Regions from separate parts of the Homo sapiens genome. Here region 2 is linked to region 1. Evidence: chromatin loops called from intact Hi-C (ENCODE). Cell type or tissue: HepG2. All regions are shown on one strand. Each heading gives the region's core, and the rest is flanking DNA. Links, peaks and the distances in the headings are about the cores only. Region 1 overlaps TSTD2 (thiosulfate sulfurtransferase like domain containing 2). Region 2 has its middle 23 kb from the start of MIR1302-8.

Region 1 (8,330 bases), core at 184-8,183:
CATTCTTTTCCTATCATTGCCAGCATGAACGCTAGCAAGGCATTTCCCATCACCTTATCACTTATTATGACAAGGTATAAAGTCACTCAAACAAAGCAGCCCACCTGTGAGAGCAACAACTTTATTCCCCCATGTGGTATGAAGTGTTAATCTTACAATTCCAGATTTACTAAAAACACAGTGATCTGCTGACCAGGCTGGTGGTCTCTCAAGTGAGCTAATATGTCCAAGATTTGGAGTCCCAGATTGCATGAGCTGTAACATTCTTATTTTATAAGAAGGGATACTGAGGTCTAGAGCACTAGCTGGTCCAAAATCATATGGTGACTCAGTGAAAGAATGGGGACGAGCATACTCCTTCTATTGTACTGTCTCGTAACCTAAAGAGAAAAGCACATTTAAAGGGGAAAGGGGGCAGGTGCGGTATCTCACGTCCATATCTCAGCACTATAGGAGGCTGACGTGGGAGGACTGCTTGAACCCAAGAGTTCCATACCAGCCTGGGCAACATAGTGAGACCCCGTCTCTACAAAAAAATTAGCCAGACATGGTGATGCACGCCTATGGTCCTAGCTACCTGGGAGGATCACCTGAGCCCAGGGAGGTTGAGGCTGCAGTGAGCCATGATCACGCCACTGCACTCCAGCCTGGGTGACAGAGCAAGACCCTGTCAAAAAACAAAACAAAAAAACTCCCCAAGCCCCAAAAAATAAAGGGGAAAGGGTATTTATTTGGCACTGCTTATTTCTCTACTTTGAACTCCTCTTCAATAACATGCACAGAGGCAGAAGCAGATGGCTCTAGATCCATTTAATTTTCATTTTCTCTTACCTTAAAATCATCTTTACACAGGTCATCCTTAAACAATGGGAAGGAAAGCATGACTTCCACATAAAGTCTGGTAGCCAATTTGCTTCCACCAACTGTCCCATTGATTCCTTCTGCAGCAATTCGAATCTGAGACACAAGACGGTGAAAAAGAGAACAGATTGTTCTTAGCTTGGTTATCTTTCCAGGGAAGAACAATAGGCTCATGTGTGTCAATGAGTTTAACAGGAAAAGCAGAGACGCTGATGAGGACACCAAAGTGTTACTGGACAAAGATATCTGTGTTTTTCTTTTTTATTTTAAACTTTTAAGTCCAGGGATACAAGTGCAGGTTTGCTCTGCAGGTAAAACTGTGTCATGGGGGTTTATTGTGCAGATTATTTCACCACCCAGGTATTAAGCTTAGTACCCCTTAGTTATGCTCCTGATCCTCTCCCTCCTTCCACCCTCCACCCTCCAAAAGGCCCCAGTGTCTGTTGTTCCCCTCTATGTGTCCACGTTCTCATAATTTAGCTCCCACTTATAAGTGAAAATATGTAGTATTTGGTTTTCTCTTCCTGCGTTAGTTTGCTAAGGATAATGGCTCCCAGCTCCATCCATGTCCCTGCAAAAGACATGATCTTGTTCTTTTTTATAGCTGCATAGTATTCCCACATTTTCTTTATCCAGTTTATCACTGATGGGCATTAGGTTGATTCCATGTCTTTGCTACTGTGAACAGTGCTGCAATGAACATATGCATACATGTGTCTTTATAACAGAACAATTTATATTCTTTTGGGTACATACCCAGTAATGGGATTGCTGGGTCGAATGATAGTTCTGTCTTTAGGTCTTTGAGGAATTACCACATTGTCTTCCACAACGGTTGAGCTAATTTACACTCCCACCTATAGTGTATAAGTATTCCTTTTTCTCTACAACCTCACCAGCATCTGTTATTTTTTGACTTTTTAATAACAGCCATTCTGACAGGTGTGAGATGGATACCTGTTTGTTTTTTAAGACAGAGTCTTGCTCTGTTGCCCAGGCTGGAGTGCAATAGCACAATCTCGGCTCACTGCAGCCTCCACCTCCTGGGTTCAAGCGATTCTCCTACCTCAGCCTCCTGAGTAGCTGGGATTACAGGCATGCGCCACCAAGCCCAGCTAATGTTCGTATTTTTAGTAGAGACGGGGTTTCGCCATGTTGGCCAGGCTGGTCTCCAACTCCTGGCCTCAAGTGATCTACCCGCCTTGGCCTCCCAAAGTGCTGGGATTACAGGCACAAGCCACCGTGCCCAGCTGGATACTTGTATTTTTCTAAAATGGCATAGCCTTCAGTTCAGATGAGGTATTCTGTTTCATGCATGCTGAACAAAAGAATGTGAATAAAACTCCTGGAAAGCCCCATTTGCTATGGAGCTACAATAGTCCAACAGCCAAAGAAGTGAATTCTGAGCTTAATCTAAATCCAGGTAGCTTAACAGAGTCCTCCACAGAGGTCAGCAGATCTAGGCTCAAGATTAAGCTCTGCCACTCACTTGCATGTAGCTGTGAGAAAGTTAATTGACTTCTCTGAATCTTAATTTCTTTATATGAATAAAAAGGGAACTAAAGAGCACCAGAAATGAAAAGAACTGCTGAGGAGATACTACCAAAATCCTAAAGCACAGAGTACATCTGAGGGCTGAGGGTATACATGAGCATGTATCTCTGCATGGTGTTTGGAGGACAGCCTACCACTGCAAACCATCCACTGGAATACAAGTTCCACATGGGTGTGTGTCTGTTTTGCTCACCAGCATATCCCCTAGAACAGTGCCTGCCACATAGTAGGCACTCAATACGATTTGTTGAATAAATGAATATGCATCCATATCTGGGGCTCTTTGGCATCTCAAGTCCCATATTCTCTTTGAAATGCTCCCCTGGTTAGGGGACATTAGAGCCTGGGGTAAAGCCCCAGCCTTAAGAGGCAGTGTTCTGGGGGCCCTGCAGAGTTGGTTGTTTTCGTACTACAAAATCCTGTGGATGAGTTTAAAGATGGATCATCTTTAAAGGGAACTGAGCTCTCTAAAGAAAAGTGCTAGCAAGGGCAGCACATGTGGCATCATGGCACTGTCTGGAAAAAGAGATGATTTAATTCAAGGTCCTATATTGTTCTAGTCATATAACACTGATATATACCAGTACTTCATAATTTGAAAATTTTTAATGGCTGTCCTTTTTTAGGGTCCAGAGAAGACACATCAGTTGATGCCTCACTTGATCAATTCTTTTTTTTTTTTTTTTTTTGAGACAGAGTCTCGCTGTGTCGCCCAGACTGCAGTGCAGTGGTGCAATCTCGGCTCACTGCAAGCTCCGCCTCCCAGGTTCACACCATTCTCCTGCCTCGGCCTCCCAAGTAGCTGGGACTACAGGTGCCCGCCACCACGCCCGGCTAATTTTTCATATTTTTAGTAGAGACGGGGTTTCACCGTGTTAGCCAGGATGGTCTCAATCTCCTGACCTTGTGACCTGCCTGCCTCGGCCTTCCAAAGTGCTGGGATTACAGGCATGAACCATCGCACCCAGCCCTACCTGATCAACTCTTTAGGGTATGGATATAAAACAAGATTCATGGCACAAGCCAATGCCAACTCATTGGAAGTGGTATATAATTTTAAACTTTGAAAGAACATAAAAGACACAAACATATGCATGTGTGTAATATGATCAGAGAATATTTTAGGAAAATAAAAACCATCGATAACCCTACATGCCTAGATAATCCTTACTAACATTTTGGTATACACAACCTTCCATGTTTATACATGCACTTCTGGTTTTGTCATGAACATGCATTCTATATTCTCCAAATATCTACTGAGGGTCTACTACATGCTAAGCTCTGTTCCAGCACTGAGAATACATCAATTAAGACCAAAATTCCTGTCCTCATGAAGCTTATAAATGAAGATTATACTTTCAGATAGTAATAAATTCTTTGAAAAGCAGAAAGGGATAGAACGTGACAAGATCTGGAGAGGACTACTTCAGACTGCAGCTCTAAGGAGACAATATGTGAGCCGAGATCTGAAGTGGGGTATGCGCCATGTGAAGGTGCAGGGAAGAGCACTCTAGAGAGGAAGGAAACAGCAAATGTCAATACCCTGAGCTGGTAAATGACCCTGGCAGGTTCTAGAAAATTAAGAAGCTTGGAATCACACCTCTACGTATAGTACTGTAAAATGTTTTCCAGAGTTCCATGACAAAGATTCCGGGTCACATCCAGACTCCTTGAGAAACAGTGCTGCAGTCTAGTGAAGCCAGTTCTGGGCATGGGAGAGGGAAGCAGGAAGCCTGTGACATCTCTGCTACACAGGCTACTGTCCCCACTACCAACTTATAGTGGACTACATAGAAAAATAGAGCCCAATCAGTGTAAGAGTCAGAAAACCCACTCCAAAAGAGTTTCTGACTACAGCAGGTAGGATGAAGTATGTATGTCTAAGTACCTCTCTTGGGGTAGGCTAGTAGATTCTTTTCTAATTTATTTTAATCTCAGAACCCAAAGAGAAGACAAGCACATCTGCTCCCTATATAGCTAGGGCAGAGCATGCTCTAAACTCGTGCACTAGACTTTGAACCCCCAGGATTCTCTAACAGAAATCCTTCAAAGCTCCTTAGTGAGGAAGGCCTTGTAAGAAACTGAGAAGAACAATCATTAGCATTTATTCAGCACTTGCTATGAGACAGAAGCATTACATTATAATCCTGAAAGGCAGATATCATAATCCCCGTTTTACAGAAAAGGAAACAAAAGCTCAGAGAAATCAAGTAACTTGCCCAGTGGTATAGCTGATAGCTGGTAAATCTGGGATTCAAAACCAGATCTTACTAGCTCCCAATCTTATAACTTTTCCTTTCCAAAGCCTTCAATGTATCCCCTCAAATTTTTTGAGGCAATAAAGAATACACAGCAATAGAGTAGAGGCTTTTTTCCCATAATTCTACAACTGTCAGGTTCTTCTCTTTCCCTACTTAGGCACTGATATTTTGCCAAATCTCCAAACACAAAACTCTCATTAAACTGGGCATGTATCCTTGACACCTAGGAATTTATATCCAAGATCTAGGCAAGTGCTGCCACCTTGTGGGTAAGATCCCTCATTGCTAATTTAGCACTTGGGTTGGGCCAAGAAAAATGATCTGCCTCTAAACCAAGAGGCTGTTTTCAAACCTTGTACATTCAGGTTTACTGTGAGAGTATCCATCTTTCAGGGTGTGGAAGTTTTCTGAATAGGAATGGTGATGAAAGTATTAAATATTATTTATTTATTTACACCAGGAATTGTGCTAGGAATTAGGGATACAGTGCTTGAAAAAAATATAGCTTTTCCCCTTTAGGAGCTTACAGACTATGGGAGGTCACAGATATTAAAATAAAAGTTACAAATGGACAAATGTTATGAAAAACAATTACAAGATGCCATGAGAGAGTGCACTGGGAAAAATGAATTTAGATTGACAGGAAAGGTCTCTTTGAGGAAGTGTCATGAAAATTGAAAACTAAGCTTGAGTAAAAATCAGACTGGAGCAGCAGAGTGGGTGTAGGAGAGTTCCTTGAAGATAGTTTGCTTGTAAGAAGGCCCAAGGAGAGAAAAGAACTCGGTGGGTTCCAAAAAACTGAAAGACCATGTTGCTGGAGTATAATGAGCAAAGAACAGTATCAGACGAGAGGAAAAGGTAAGAAGGGGCCAACTCACGCAGGAACCTAAGGGCATTTTTAAGGCACTGGATTTCCTCCATATGCACCAGAAGTGGCAGCCACTGAAAGAGTTTGAGGAGGGAGTGATGTGATTTGATTCACCTTTTAGGATCATTATGGCTGTGTGGAGAATGGATTAAGTGGCAGGCAGGGATGGCAAGCTGAAGAGTAATTTGAAAGCTACTGAATGGACTGGGTAAGAGAGGGTGGTGGTTTGGTCTAAAGTGGTGAGTGTGGAAGAGAGAAGGGAACGGAATTAAGGAATATTTGAAGAGGTGGAAATGGCAGGCCTTGGTGATGAACTGAATGAGGTAAATGAAGTCATTATCTGTTGGAAAACATGGATGTGAAAAATATCACTGATCAATTCAGACCTGGGTCATATGTTGGGAAAGATGAAACAAGGCAGCACAGTGTCATAACCAGAGGGGGTTTTGGGGGAAACTAGTTCACTTCCTTTCGATTTAAATTTTGAAAATCATATAAAATACATAGACATATGCATGTGTATAATGTAATCAGAGAATATTTTAGGAAAATAAAAACCATCGATAATCCTACATGCCTAGATAATCCTTACTAACATTTTGGTATACACAACCTTCCATGTTTATACATGCACTTCTGGTTTTGTCATGAACATGCATTCATTCCTTCATTCTATATTCTCCAAATATCTACTGAGGGTCTACTACATGCTAAGCTCTGTTCCAGCACTGAGAATACATCAATTAAGACCAAAGTTACTGTCCTCATGAAGCTTATAAATGAAGATTATACTTTCAGATAGTAATAAATCCTTTGAAAAGCAGAAAGGGATAGAATGTGATGAGATCTGGAGAGGACTACTTCAGACTGCAGCTCTAAGGAGACAATATGTGAGCCGAGATCTGAAGTGGGGTATGCGCCATGTGAAGGTGCAGGGAAGAGCACTCTAGAGAGGAAGGAAACAGCAAATGTCAATACCCTGAGCTGGTAAATGACCCTGGCAGGTTCCAGAAAATTAAGAAGCAACTTGGAATCACACCTCTATGTTCTATAAAATGTTTTTCCAATTAATATATCACAAACATTTCCCTATACCAGGGTCGGCATATTATCCTTGCTTTTGCATATAGTTTTATTCAAACACAGCCATCCAATTCTTTTACATTATTATCTATAGTTGCTCTCATGCTATAACAAAACTGAATAGTTTTTTGTGCAACACCTAAAATTATCTACTATCTGGTTCTTCAAGAAAAAGTTTGCTGACTCCTGGTTTATGCCAGTAAATATTCTTATAAAATACCATGTTAATGGCTGCCTAATATTCTACTTAAATGCTCAGCAGAATTTCCCTAACTTTTAAGAACTCAACAGTGAATCTTTTTTATAATGAGCACAGCATTTGCAATCCAAGGTTGGCAGGCAAGATGGACCCAGTGAAGGAAGGAATATAGGAGAAGGTGTTACCTTGCCTGTGAGGTGCAGGTGCTGACACAGAGCTGTCTGCCAGGCACAGATCCATTGGGGATCCTCCAGGTCATGGTAGCAGTAATAAAGGAGCACCTCCCCTTCTTCACTGCCCTGGCCACTATAAAATGAAAATCCAAGGCAAAGAGCATTTGAGTCGCTGGCATAAAGAAGTCACAATTCATAAAATACACCCAGGCAGTCTGAGGGAAGGCTAAGATGAGGACACTCATGCCTGTCTTTGCTGTGATGATTGTTCTCCTCCTGAAATGAGAAGCAACTTCTTTTTATATTTGCTCTACAGAAGACAGTATCTGCACTGAACTTACTTTACAAAAAGTGAGTTTACTTTGATCCCTCATTTAATGGTCACATCCAAGAGACAGGTATTAGTAACTCCAATTCATAGAAAAGTTAGAAATTTGGTTCCATTCTGGCCTATCCTCTCACATAAAGCAGTATCTGTATGAATCATCATACAAAAAAGTTTCACTTCCATTTATTCTTATAACCCTCTTTCTATGATGCAGGTTATTATTATCCCCATTTAACAGCTGAATAAATTGAGGCCAATTCCTCCCAAGTCAGACAGCCAGAAAGTGATAGTAAGGACCTAAACGCCAGTCTTCTGATACCAGATCTATACTCTTTCTACTGCACTGGGCTGTCTTACACTAACTAGCTAGGCAGGTCTTTCATCACTTCTGGGCCTTGGTTTCCTCATCTGTAAAATCAGAGAATGGAAATAAACTATATTTTCCAAAGTATGTTATGAAGCTGTTCTATAAAATTATGTTTGGAAACCCTGCAGACAGCATCTCCCTCCTTAAGAATCACAGCCAAAGCCTCTTAAAGGCTCTGAGAAGTCTTGCAGTAACAACATTTTGACTGAGTGCTTCCCAAATTTGTCTTTAATACCCCTTTTTTCAATACCTTGTTAGCATCCTCTAGAACTAGTGTTCCACAGAACATATTTTAGGGAATGCTACAGTACACGACAATTAAGGTCCTATCCAGCTCTGGAGTCTGAGTCCCTCCTCAACAGCCTCATCATATTTCAGGGCCTAGTCTCTTCCATGCTTTCCATGCTCCTCCATGAAACCTTCTTGTCTATTTTAGATCCTATTTTCCTTTCTCTAAGCTCCTATAACAAGTTAGTCTCTGTAACATACAATTCAACTGATAATTATGTAACCCGTTATCATCTGCTAATTGCCTCATGTGTCTTTTTCGTTGTTTTTCTAACTAGTAAGTAAATTCCCTGAAGTGTGGGGCCATATGAAATGGAAGGGCCATATCTGTATAGCACAGTGTAG
Region 2 (8,330 bases), core at 141-8,140, 230 kb before region 1:
ACACTCTATTGTAAAAAGGCAACAGTCCCAAGGGTCTCTGTCTGCACCTCTTTTAGTCTAGGTTTGAATAAAGAGCAGAGAGTCTGGTTAATGTATAACATCTCAATGCAAAGGTCAGAAAGTAAAGGTCATGCACCAAAGAAGAAAAACAGTCATATTATGTGAGTCAGCTTCCAGGACTTTTCCCTTTGGCATAATAAATTTGGAAGATCCTGAAACTTAATTTTCTTTTTATAAGAGGCTCCTAGAAACTGGACTAAGACTTCAAGTTCATCCTCTTAAACTGTACCCTGTTGCTGCCAAGGTGCCAAGGCCCAACAGGGCCAAGACAAATGTCTGGGTCTACATTGAGCTTTACAAGAGACCCCCTCTTGGCACCCTGGAGAATGCTGGCTCTTGCTCCAGTGAGAAGCTTGTTTTTTAGGTAAGGAAAGTGAAGCCCCTGGCACTAGGTTTAGAAGGCCTTCCTCAAGTCTGCAGACCCCCTCCACCAAGGGCTCTACAGTCAAGGAAGTTATGCAGAACACACCAGAAAATCGCACCAAGAATCAGGAAGATCTCAACTTGGATGAGAACAGACAATCAGTATGTGTGAATACCAAGATGCCAGATGTTGGAATTATCTGACAGTGGTTTGAAATAGCCATAATAATAATGTTTTAATAAGCAATTATAAACACACTTGAAACAAATGAAAAATTAGAAAATCGTAACAAAAAAATAGAAGAAAGAAATCCAAGTGGAAGCTTCAACTGAAAAATATAATAACCAAAATTTAAAAACTCAATGTGTAGGCTCAACAGGTTTCAAAAGTGAGGAGAAAGAATCTATGAACAAAAAGAACAACAGAAATGACCAATCTAAACAACAGGGAGGGGAATGAACAGAGTCAGAGAAGCAGAGGGGAAGCACTTGGGGTGAGTGCAGGGCAGTGCCTGTTTACCACCCTGATTGGAAGCATTTCAGTATTTTAGTTGGTATGGCTGTATCCCTGCATGCCTGTGGATCATCAGTTTGGAGGCATAAAACCCCAAAAGGACAGGATTCTGGGAGCTTCCAGATAGCTGGCCACATGGAGATTCCTGGAGGGAGGCACGCCCAGAAAGGTCATGGAAGCTCCGTGCCCCTTCTTCCATTCCCTGCCCTATGTATTGCCTCCATCTGGCTGTTTATCTGCATCCTTTATTAATAAACAAGTAGGCCAGGTGCAGTGGCTCACATCTGTAATCCCAGCCCTTTGGGAGGCTGAGGCGGGCGGATCACAAGGTCAAGAAATCGAGACCATCCTGGCCAACATGGTGAAACCCCATCTGTACTAAAAATGCAAAAATTAGCTGGGCACGGTGGCATGCATCTGTAGTCCCAGATACTCAGGAGGCTGAGGCAGGAGAATCACTTGAACCCGGGAGGCAGAGGTTGCAGTGAGCTGAGAGCGCCACTGCACTCCAGCCTGGCGACAGAATGAGACTCCGTCTCAATAAGTAAATAAACAAACAACTAAATGTAAGTAAAGTGTTTACCTGAGTTCTGTGAGCTGCTCTAGCAAATTAATCAAGCCCAAGAAGGAAGTTACAGGAACCCTGATTTACAGCCAGTTTCTAAAGAATGTATTAACCAGGTGACAGCCTACTACTTGCTACGGGCATCTGAAGTGGAGGGCAGTCTTGTGGGACTGGGCACTCAGCCTGTCTCCAGGTAGATAGTATCAGAATGGAATTGAATTAGAGGATGCCTAATTCACTGCCTAATACACTGCAGAATTGCTTGATGTATGGGGAAATGACCTTCACACATCCGTTATCAGACGTATTGTATTGAGTGGTGTGTGAGTAGAGGGAAAAACCACTTTTTCCCTATATCTTACATATTGAATGCCTTTCATTTTATTTTCTTGCCTAATTGCTGGGCCCTCCCATGCCTCCCACTCACTGCCCCCCTAATGCCTCACCTTCAACTCTCCCCACGGGAAAAGTTCACAGTCCCCCCCACTCCTGCCCACTTTGCCCCATGAAATAACCACAGTACAAGACTGGACAGAGGATAAAGCCATCCAGGGGGCTGTAAGCTCTAAGGACTCGGGCCAGCTTGCCCTTAGGACAAGTCAGTAACAACACAACTGAGTGTGTAAACAGGGGACCCCCAAGACCTTGGACCTCAGGAACACAGGACCCCAGACTTCACCTTGGCCAGTATGGGAGTGTGGGGTCTGTCGTTGACAAGGAATAAGTACCCTTATCCTGGCAAACCAGAGCTCACCTGTGGTTCATCAGGCTCCAGCCAGGAAGGAATGGCCAGGATGTGCCTGACAGAGAGGCTGGGAGTCTTCTAGGGAATTTCCGCCTTGAAAGGAATTATACCAGGAATTGCAGGGATGCTGGAAATCCTAGATCTTAGGTAGTAGCAATGTTTATGCAATGAGGCCCAGCTGCAGCCTTAAAAATTGCATTGCAAAATCTTTCCCCCTGGATAAGAAACCAGCAAGAAAAGAAGTGCTAAGGTCAAAGACAGAATCCCAGGAGGAGTCAAATCTAAGGTCAAGGGTCACTCACGGCTCTCCTGGAAGTGAACTGAAGATGCAATGTCCAGCCTGCCCTAAGTCCATTTGCAAATAATCCTCCTTTGGCCTTATCCTTTCCACATTACACATTTGGATCTTTTTACACTCCCCCCGCCCCAACACATACACACATACACACTTAGTACTGATGCAATTCCAGTGTTTGAACAAGAAAACTACAAGTCCCTAATAGTTGATCAAAGGAAACCTCAGTAAGCAAATCAACATGTTCCCTCTTCCTCCAAAGCAGTAGAAAGGTAGCCACTGTCTTGGGTCAGGAAATGGTCCCTGGAAGGGTATTTTTAAAGACACCCAGATTCCCAAGGGTGCTGCTATGCCGTGTGAAAGCCCCTTCAGCTGCTAACCTGGGAGTTCTGAGGGGCTGTCTCTGCTTCTTGCCCAAGCTGACGATACAGAAGTGAACATGGGCCCTGAGGAAGTCCTACTTTTCTCCCATCTCCCTTCTCCTGCAGTCAACACACAGGCACCCCTGCAAGATGCCTCATCTCTAGGAGGGATATGAGAGCCTGTATCTCCAATTAACACAGGAAGTGAAAGAACAAAACCACAGCTCCTAGGCTGTAACAGAAACAGGATTTTAATACAGTATTCATCTCTATTGTATCCATTTTTATAGTAAATAAATTTTGCCCCTCTTCAAAGCAGCCAGGGCTGGGGGAGAGCTCTTAGGGAGCGGGGACAGGAGTGTCTCATGTTCTCCTGGGCTTCAAGGGATCCCAGAAAAAGACTCACCTTGCTGTCCTTCTCATCTGGGCTGGAGGAGCCGGCCCAGGGTCCCTGGGGGGCCCAGCTGTGCCCTGCTGCGTACGTAGGGGTCACAGTTGAGCGTGCCTCGTGTCTGTCCAGCCACTGGTCCAGGGCTCTGCTCTGGGGGCCTGGTGGCTGGATGGGAGGGCAGGATGACCTGGAGGGGACTACCCCAGGGTCTCAGACTACCCTGCCACCCACTCTCACTCTGTGCTCCGGGCACTGTGCTGCGTGCTTGGTGTCCCGGTCCCGAGAGTGATCATTTAGCATCAGCCCATTTCATAGAGGAGGAAAGCGAGGCCCTGAGAGGTGAGGTGCCCTGCCCCAGCCACAGGGCTGTTCAGTGATGGAGCCGGGAGCCCAGTGCCAGCTGTCCGACACTCCAAACCCACACTTAGCCCAAAGCTGCACTGAGCCCTGGGACAGTCCGCCCAGTACACCAGGTCACTCACAGGCACCTGAGCTTGACTGTGGCCTTTTCTCCTTGGCATTGAGGCCGTTGCTGGCTGACTCAGGTGGTGGTTCTGACTGGCAGGACTGCTTATAGCTACAGGACAGGGTGGCAGCCCTGAGACTACCTGGAGCCACACCTCAGCTCTCCCTCCCAATGCCTGCCCAGCACCTGCAGTCTGGATGGCCCAGCTGTCACCACATACTAGAGGATGACTCTGACCAGGAGCCATAGCTTCAGGCTTCCTGCTACTGGCCACCAGAGAGAGTCGACCCCTGCCCTCACCCAAGTCCTTCCCCAGCCTGATCTCTCATCCTCACTGAGCTGCTCCATGGTCTGGAACCAGGTTCCAAAGTCCTCAGGTGGAAATTATCTGCAGCCACCTGAGGCAGCTGCAGCTCCCTAATTACTGTGCATTCCTGGTGCCAGAGGGAAGAACAGCAGGGTGACAGGGCCCGGTGGGGGGTGCTGGAGGAGCCCTGGTGGGGGTGTGGAGTGGGGCTAAGGGTCTTGGCCTCTCTAGGTCTTTGCTTTTAAGAGGCTCCCACCTCCACTCCAATCCCATCCAGTCCCTACTTGTTCTCAGAGTTGGGTTCAAACAGTCCCTCCTCCAGGAAGTTGTCCTTGATTCCAGCGCCTACCCCCACCCTCCAGTGGGATGGTTCCTCCTCTGCTCTGTATCAAGCCCTCCCAATGAGTCTAAGATGTAGGGGATGGGTCCAGGGAGTGTCTGGCAGGCGGGGAGTCTCCGACTTCCACGCCCCCAGCCTCCCGCAGTGAATGCCACAGCTGCTTACCTAACTCCTTTCCTGGAAGTTGATCAGATTTGCCTGGAAGTCACACAGCCAAAGCCCATCAAAAAGTCCCTGGCCCCTGACCACCTCCCGACCACATTCCTCTCACGTTGCAGTACCAACAGGGTCCACCAGGGGGCAGGGCGTGCATACAAAATGGGACTTGAACCTGGGTCAGACTAGGCTCCAGAGGAGGCGGTCACGGCAGCGGAGGCTCAGGGACTTTAGAGCCCAGCCCTCTCTGATGACAGACAGGGAAACCGAGGCATCGAGCTGGAAGGGATTGTTCACCTACTCCCGTGCTCTCTAACTTCACTCTCCTGCCACCATGGACAGCGCCCGAGGGAGCGTCTGACTCCAGCGCAGCTACAATCTCCTGCAGCTGGGCAGCGAGGCAGCTGGGCCGCTTCACTACACGGGGAACGGGGTCTGGCGGCTCCGTGGAGCCTCCGTTCCCCTCATCAATACGGTGGGCGCGACGCCCGGCTCACAGGGGAAGTGTGAGGACCGCCTAAGAGGAGGTTTGCCGAGAGCTCAAGACTCGGTGAGGGGCTCTCTCCTCCCAAGCTCAGGACCCTGGCCCCGCCCTGCCCCTCCCCAGCCTCAATCGCATCTGGATAATCCTTCATCGCAGTGCCCAGCATCACCAGGTCAGATGGAATGGGCCAAGGAGGGGTCGGACCCTGTGCCCATGGGGTGGGGTGTTGATGAGCACTGGCTCTCCGGTACCGCCCTCGGGTTGATCAGATCAAACAATCTGCAGCCACCTGGGGCAGCTGCAGCTCCCTAATTACCTAATCAAATCCCTCACACTCAGCCTCCCGGACCCACCCAGGCCTCCCACGTGGAGCAGCCAAGATTTGCCCCCACCCAAAACCCGTCCCCACACCTCTCTGCGTCTAGCAAACTCGCTGTAGCCACTCCTACAGCCGGCTTTGGCAATCACAAAGGTTGTGAGGGGCCAGCCCTGGTTCTCCCTGCTCCTCTCCAACCCACCATCTCCACCCTCTGCGCCAGCCCAGCTCTCCCTGACCCTTGCTCTGGCCACTTCTGTTGGAGGCATTTCAGGCACTGCTGGAGAAGCAAGGCCCCCTCCTCTCTTGATGTGAGGCCTACGCTGGGAGGGAGGAGTCCTGCCCTCTGACTCCCAGGAGTTTCTCCCACCCCACCTGCAGCTGCTGCCTCTTCTGGGCTCTCTGGGGCTCCATCTCCAGGGTGGCCACCCTGAAGGTCCCCTCCTGCCAGGGTCGAGGGCAAGGTCAGTGAGGATATCCTCTTCACCCCTTTATTCTCCCAGCCCCCTGACCCTGGGGCCCTGGACACCTGGCCAGATCAGCTGGTACTAGTACTACTGCCACCACTTCTGGGGCGCTTTGATTCCAGCTTCACTCCCTTGGCCTCCCTGAACCTGTGTGTTTCCTCCTCTGGGAAAGTGCGGCAGGAACTCCACCTGCCTCACAGGCTCTCCTGAGCACCTGGTTCCTAGCACTCACAGCATTGTTCCTGCCATCACACCCCTCCCCCAGGGCAGAGCCAGGCACAAAGCCCTCCACATTCCTCTCCATTGTCACCATGTGAGTCCTGCACCACAGGGCCATCATCCCTCCACTTTTCAGATGAGAAAACAGAGGCCAAAGAGGAGAGTGACTTGCCCAGGGCCCCATAGGAGAGGCCAGCTTCCTCCTCCTAGCTGGAGGCCCCATCCCAGCTGCCTTCACCATGCCCCTCAGCACCACTGCTGACCAGGGTCCCATCCTCTGGGCTCTCGATGTGTGTCCAGGCCCCCAGCCAGGCCCAGCCGTGGTGGGAGAAGACAGGGTAGTCCCAGGAGGCCCAAATGAGTGGCTCCTGCCTGCCTCAGCCACAGGATTCTCTGCCCCAAAGGCTGGGCTGAGGCCATGCAAAGGCTCCACCTCCCCAGGGAAACCCCCAGGAAGTTCCCCTGCACAGAACACTTTCTTCCTCCACTCAGGAAGGGGGACTCCGAGGTGCTATCTCTAATTGACAGGCTAGGGGTGCCCAGGGTGATGGGTGAGGCCACTTTGCTTCCTCTTTTGTGTGGATGCTTGTGAAATCCTCTCAGGAAGTAGCCACCGGGGATCCATTAGTCCCCATATACTCCTCATAAACCATCTGGGATATGTGTCATTGCAAATGAGGCATCAGGGCCGGAATCTGTGACTGATCAGCAGTGCCTGCTATGGTGCCAGAGAGGGCAGTTGCAGAGTGCACATACCTGTCCTCTACTCTAGCCATTTGGACCCATGGCTGGGCAGCCTTTTTGACTACCTGGCCTATGGGATTCCTCGGCAGTGCCCATCCCTGGTGCAGGCAGGGAGCCCCCTCCCCTTGGAGCTGCAGTCCAGACAGAAGAGCAGCTGGAGGCCAGCTTCCTGAGGACCCTCTACCTTCCCCATCTGCCAACAGCCTGGAGGGGGCTACCAGCCAGTGCGATGGGCCAGCCAGGGACCCAAGCCAGGGACCTGCTCAATCTGCCACCTCATCAAGCCCTCCTGGCTCAGCACAGCACAGCCACCACTATGACCCATTGCTGGGACCTCCTGCTCTCTGAAGTGCCCCCCACCCCCACCCCGCCTGCCCATGGACCAGAGGGGTCCCTCTGCTATGAATCCAGAAAAGATGCTATGAATCCAGAAAAGATGGAGACTGAAGATTTTCAAAGAAACTCTCAATAAGAAACTGAAAAACCACACCCTGTCCAGTCCTTCCACCCTCTCAGTTCCCTCCCTCCCAAAGGCTTGCCCCCATCTCCTCCTCCACTTTGCCATGGTGAGCAGAACCCTGCACAGTGCACTATCTTACACACCTTGGAAATTTCTGGGACTGTTCCTGTGCAGAGGGGAAAGAAGGAAGGAGAAATTTGGGAATCACGGGGAGGGGTATGAGTGCAAATCCCATTTACTTAAGAAGTCACAGACCCAAACACCCTAGATGAGAGGTTCCAACAGGTTCCTCTGAGTCTAAGGGCCCCATGAGACTGGGGAGGGGAGGGGAGTCTCAGGTTGGTCCACTGGGCCCCCACTCCCATTTCAGCTGAGCAGGTCTGTTTTGACCAGTTTTGATTTCAATCATCAGAGAAATTTGTTGCTGTGAGGTAAGCTCTTGATAGTCTCCGATTTGGCCCCAGCCTATATCTGACAGGTAAGGAAAGGTAACCTAATTTGAAGCAGAACTGCTGGCCTAAGATCCCAGGGAGGCTCAGAGACCCCACCCAGGTTCCCAGTCCCTACCTCAAGGGTTCACAGCCTCCCAGTGCCTCCTAGGCTCACTGAGAGGCAATGCCCAGCCCAGCCCCGTGGATGTCCCTGATCCACCCTGGTGCTCCTATAGAGAGAGGCCTTCTCACCTGGAAACTTCTCTCCATGTGAATTGAGGTACTCTGCAGAGCAGAGAGGATGGTGTGGAGTGAGGAGAAGTTCTTGAGGACTCAGCACTCCTGGGGAGGAGGGAGAATGAGCCAGGAGGTGGGGAGCTGGAATCCCCCCTGCTCCACTCCAGCTCCTCCACTGACATCTCCCCTCCTGGAGGAGACAGAAGCCCCGGGGAGCTGTGACAGGGAGTAGGGGCACACCTGGGACCTAGTGAGCAACACTCACAGGGAAGGAGCCCAGTAGGAAGTGAGCATCCCATCTCTGAGACACATGTTCAAGGCCAGCATGCCCCTGACAGGAAGGCCTAGGGACTGTGTGGGGGCTTAGACCACAGACCACACACCTGAGAGCTGACAAGGAGGCCATTC

Evidence for each region. A loop is a pair of places that touch in the nucleus more often than their neighbours do. Peaks named below come from ENCODE experiments on the same cell type or tissue, not always from the same donor. Only the 100,000 strongest peaks of a DNase experiment are listed, where the experiment ranks them.
Region 2: a loop joins it to region 1, with 6 times the contacts of the local background. A loop is called at or near these places in 20 of 110 quality-filtered maps.

The regions. Positions count from the first base shown.
Region 1 is chr9:97,610,743-97,619,072 of GRCh38, forward strand. TSTD2 (thiosulfate sulfurtransferase like domain containing 2) reads right to left here. Exons shown (of 10, transcript NM_139246.5): 4 at 7,015-7,135; 5 at 832-957. Among named protein-coding and RNA genes, the nearest start is that of TSTD2, 18 kb to the right of the region's middle. In HepG2, for the core only: a CTCF peak has its summit at 4,940 (motif pointing left); a DNase peak (open chromatin) is centred at 4,939.
Region 2 is chr9:97,382,435-97,390,764 of GRCh38, forward strand. No RefSeq gene overlaps it. Among named protein-coding and RNA genes, the nearest start is that of MIR1302-8, 23 kb to the left of the region's middle. RefSeq lists enhancers at 3,312-3,818, 3,819-4,324, 5,575-6,139, 6,190-6,389, 6,420-6,569. In HepG2, for the core only: a CTCF peak has its summit at 4,711 (motif pointing right); DNase peaks (open chromatin) are centred at 2,663, 4,098, 4,737 and 5,612; H3K4me3 peaks cover 1,308 bases.